Linked DNA regions of Homo sapiens: region 1 is linked to region 2. The links are chromatin loops, found by intact Hi-C in ENCODE. Cell type or tissue: Caco-2. All regions are shown on one strand.

What was found. Peaks named below come from ENCODE experiments on the same cell type or tissue, not always from the same donor. Only the 100,000 strongest peaks of a DNase experiment are listed, where the experiment ranks them.
Region 1: it touches region 2 in a loop (4-fold over the local background); 6 of 110 quality-filtered maps call a loop at or near these places.

The regions. Positions count from the first base shown.
Region 1 is chrX:30,939,058-30,941,557 of GRCh38, reverse strand. No RefSeq gene overlaps it. Among named protein-coding and RNA genes, the nearest start is that of TAB3, 51 kb to the right of the region's middle. In Caco-2, no CTCF peak of the experiment used is centred here; a DNase peak (open chromatin) is centred at 1,447.
Region 2 is chrX:30,888,159-30,890,658 of GRCh38, reverse strand. It overlaps TAB3 (TGF-beta activated kinase 1 (MAP3K7) binding protein 3), which reads left to right and starts at 1,405. Exons shown (of 11, transcript NM_152787.5): 1 at 1,405-1,545. RefSeq lists an enhancer at 1,030-1,199 and a silencer at 1,360-1,749. In Caco-2, no CTCF peak of the experiment used is centred here; a DNase peak (open chromatin) is centred at 1,148; H3K4me3 peaks cover 1,769 bases.

The DNA of each region.
Region 1 (2,500 bases), 51 kb before region 2:
GGAGGCTGAGGTGGGAGGATCGCTTAAGGTCAGTGTTCTGGAGTTCCAGACCAGCCTGGGCAACATAGTGAGACTCTGTCTTTACAAAAAAAAATTTTTTTTAATGCTGTGTTCCTTATTGGGAGTAGGCAAGCAAATCTTCAACAGTTGAGACCAAAAGAACAACCCTGTGTGGCAAATGTTTGGTTATCCAAAAGCCAAAGAAGAAGGAAAAAAAAAAAAAAACAGCAGAGGTCTGAGATCAGAATAACTCTGTCACAAACCTGATAAAATGGCTGCTATACTTTGATGACCCGAAGCCTGGAGTTGGTGTATGAGCTAGATGTGGTGGCTCGTACCTGTAACCCCAGCATTTTGGGAGGCCAAGGGAGGAAGATTACATCAGCTCAGGAGGTTGAGACCAGCCTGAGCAGCATAATAAGGCCTCATCTCTACAAAAATTTAAAAATCAGCCAGGTGTGGTGGGGTGCACCTGTAATCCCAGCTACTTAGGAGGCTGAGACAGGAAGATCACCTGAGCCCAGGAAGTCTAGGCTACAGTGAGCCATGATTGCACCACTGCACTCCAGGCTGTGTGACAGAATGAGATCCTGTCTCAAAAAAAAAGAAAGCAGAGACTCAAATAGACACTTGCGCACCAACGTTCTTAGCATTATTCATGATAGCTGAAAATGGAAATAGCCCAAATGTCCATCAACAAATTAATGGATAAACAAAATGTAGCATATACATACAATGAAATAGTATTTGACCTTAAAATGTTATAAAATTATGATAATGCTTCAACATAGATGAACCTTAAAAACATCGCTAGGTGAAATAAGTCAGACACAAAAGGACAAATATTGTGTGATTTCAGTTATGTGAGGTATCCACGACAGACAAATTCATAGAGGCGGAAAGTAGAATAGAGATTACCAAGAGCTGTGTGGAAACAGTAATTAGGAATTATTGTTTAATGGGTACAGAGTTTCTGTTTGGGATGGTGAGAAAGTTCTAGAAGTAGTGGTGAGGATTAGATAACATTGTGAATGTACTTAATGACACTGTACACTTAAAAATGGTTAAAATTATAACTTTTTATGTTGTGTATATTTTGCCACAATAAAAAAATTTTCAGAAAAAATGAGGGACATGGACTCTCTAATAGAGAAACAAATAATCTGTTAAGAGCCAGACAAAGATTTCAGTTGGTGTATGGGGATGGGAGGAATCTAGTAAGGCTTCATAGAAGACAGAATTACTTCAGCTGGGCATTGGAGAATTTCAAGCTGGATTTGGAGAGGAAGAGGACAGAGGAAAGGTGTATTTCAGGATGCGGAAGTGTGAACAAAGGCAGAGTCATAAAAGTATGTGGCATATCTAAGAAATGGTGATTAGCCTAGTTTACTCAACACATCTCCTGCTTTCCGTCGCTAGGGTTACTGATGGTATTCCTTTGGAACTACGTTGGGTGATTGCTAGTTGCTCAACACTTCCCAGCACCTGGGGCACAGAATACTCCTGCCTGGCTTAACAGGAGCAACAGTGACCCTCAGTCACTGCACATGAGGGTTTCTACTTTGTTCACACAAGAGGAGTTTATGTAACTATGCAACATACATCTATTACCTTTTTCAAGGGAGCATCATTGTGTTCTGGAGAATTTCATCCACCAAATCTTTTTATATATTGTTAGATGCATGGACAGATAATACTTCTGAAGTGTTAATCAGTATTTTTTTCTCCCTATTGCTGGCTCCTTTGTTTCTCCTTGTTCTAACAGATAGGTGAGTTCGTACATGCTGCCTCAAAGGAGGAATGAGACAGGGTGGTGTTTTAGATTGCTACAAAAGCTAGACATGACTCCTTTTCCCTAGACTAGGCATCGTTTTTTTAAATAATTTTTTATTATACTTTAAGTTCTGGGGTACATGTGCAGAACGTGCAGGTTTGTTACATAGGTATCCACATGCCATGGTGGTTTGCTACACCCATCAACTCGCTATCTACGTTGGGTATTTCTCCTAATGCTATCCCTTCGCTAGTCCCCCACCCCCGACAAGCCCCAGTGTGTGATGTTCCCCTCCCTGTGTCCACGTATTCTCATTGTTCAGCTCCCACTTATGAGTGAGAACATGCGGTGTTTGATTTTCTGTTCATGTGTTAGTTTGCTGAGAATGATGGTTTCCAGCTTCATCCATGTCCCTGCAAAGGACAGGAACTCGTCCTTTTTTATGACTGCATAGTATTCCATGGTGTATATGTGCCACATTTTCTTTATTCTATCATTGATGAGCATTTGGGTTGGTTCCAAGTCTTTGCTATTGTGAACAGTGCTGCAGTAAACATAAACATATGTGTGCATGTGTCTTTATAGTAGATTGATTTATAACGCTTTGGGTATATACCCAGTAATGGGATTGCTGAGTCAAATGGTTTTTCTAGTTCTAGATCCTTGAAGAATTGCCACACTGTCTTCCACAATGGTTGAACTAATTTACACTCCTATCATTTTGAT
Region 2 (2,500 bases):
GTTGAAATAATTGGGGTGGTTTGTTTCCTGCTATCGCCCTGAGTGATTCACTGGACTAAATCCTATGCCTGTCAGACACCGCTCAAGAATTTTCTCTTTGGCTGGGCGCGGTGGCTCACCACCTGTAATCCCAGCACTTTGGGAGGCCGAGGCGGGCAGATCACCTGAGGTCAGGAGTTCAAGACCAGCCTGGTCAACAGGAGAAACCCTGTCTCTACCAAAACTAATCAGCCGGGCATGGTGGCACACACCTGTAGTCGCAGCTACTCGGGAGGCTGAGGCACGAGAATCACTTGAACCTGGGAGGCTGAGGTTGGAGTGAGCCGAGATCACACCACTGCACTCCAGCCTAGGCAACAGAGTGAGACTCGGTCTCAAAAAAAAAAAAAGGAATTTCCTCTTTGATGTATTTTATATCCTCCCCCCATATCTGTCACTCCTCTCTGTACTCATTTCTATCATAGAACTTACTGTGCTAAAGTGTCGTCATTGTTTTTTCTCATTCATCTCCATCCCAGACCAATAGCTCCCTGAGATCACAGCATTTCCTCAGTAGCTGGCACATAGGAAACTGAACAACACACGTTTGAATGAATGAGCAAGAAAAAATAAAATAGGAAAAAGAATTATTAGTATCAGATGGCTCATGTAGCACTAAAAATGAAAGAGAAAGTTAGATGGTGATGTGGGAAACAGGAGGACTGTGGCTGCCAACTGTGAGGCCATCTGCAAGCACACAGCAAGAAGCTCTTGATTAATAATGTGAACCCATAACAGGATGAAGAAGGTGCAGCTGAGGCTTTGCACAGAATACTCGGTGACAAAACCCATAAGGACAAGCAAAGGGTTAGAAGACTCCCGGGGACGCAAAAAGTGTGTTGGCCATTCGGGCTCCTGAGGGATGACCAAGCCTTAAGGGACGCCTCTCACTTGGTGCCTGGTCCTGCCAAGCCCTTTACTGGGTTTCTTGACTGGGTTTCATTACCCCGCCCCGCGCCACTAGTGGAAACAGGTAAAACCTGGAGAACTAGGTCCTACTTTAGGGGCCGTTCCGGGCATGCGTCATTACCCGCGCACGCAGGCGCAGTAACTTCTTCGGTAACTGGTACTGCCCATTTCCGATATGGGAAGCGTTTGCTCAGGCTTCCCTAACTTATCACCTTTCCTTTGGGCCCCCGCCCTCCTGTTCCTGTGGGGGAAGCCTCGCGAGATCGCCCTGGGCAGTACCCGGCGGCGCCATCTTTGTGCCTGGCGAGCGACGGCGCCCGACGGAAGCCCTGAAGCCAGAGCTTGCTTGCCAAGCTCTCGCTCAGACCGGATCTAGGAAATACGAGGCGGGCCTCGGTGGGAGGGACGCACTGAGGGAGGAGGGAGGAAAGGGGGCGGCGGCGGCGGCGGCGGCTCACACCGGATCCCGGCCCTGCACGGCGCGTACCCTGGGGGTTCGGGCGGGGAAGCGGCGCCGGCCCGGACCCCCCGCGGGAGTAGGCGACGGGCGTGAGGGCGAGGCGGCGGCGGCGGCGGCCAGAGAGCAGCAGCCGCCTGGTGAGTGTCCGCGGGGAGGCCCGGCACCTGCCCGAGCAGGGACGTCGGGGGCGCCCCCGGGATCGTCCCAGTGACCCTGTGCCTGAGACGGTGGGCGTGTGCGCAACTGCGGCGTCCCGGGGACTCACCCCGGCCCGGGACTGCGGCTGACAGCGGGAACTGCGGGGCTGCCGGAGGTTTGCGCAGGGCCTGGCGCGTCCGCGCCCGCCCCAGACGCCCCGAGAGGCCGAGGGGAGAGGGAGTGGCTGGGGTGGGGTGTCGACTTGATTGGCCTTGGTCCCCCAAACGGAGGGGACGATGCCCTTCCTCGCCGGACCCTAGGCATTGCGGAGAGTGAGCCTCTGTGGACCGGCTTTAAGCCCCCAGGAAGGTGTTTGAGGATGAGGACTAGCAGCACCAGCGTGGGGGCCGTTGAGGGTGTTGAGAGATGTGAAGGTTAGTAGCAGTATAGTAAGAATTGTTGGAGAGGAGGTTTCCAGATGACTGTTGGTAGGTGTTGAGTAAGGAGAAAACACTGCTTTCCTTTAAAGATCGCACAAGCAGTCCTCTGAGGTCCAACAACAGATTAGAGTTATTCCCAGTTGGAGTTCTGTAGTTTACTACCGTGTGCCAGCTCATAAAGTGCGTAAAAGCAGGATTTGAAGGGTGAGGGACAGGTGAGGCATAAAGTAAGCTGCATAAAAAGATCCAAAGTTTGTTAATGTGTTAAAGTGTAAATCCTTCTGTTTCTACTGAAATGTAACTTATTTAAATTATTTAAGAAAACTTGCCACCTTTGGTCCAGACCGGGCTTGTCAGTTCGATGTGTTTCTTCAGTGACGTTTGTCAATCAGGCAGTCATTTTGGCATACAGTATATTTACTTCTGGTTTCTAAAAGAACAAGAATGAATGAGAAAAGGGAACAGTTTGGCAAACTGAGCTTTCTTTGCGCACTTTTTCATTTTGAAAGGATAA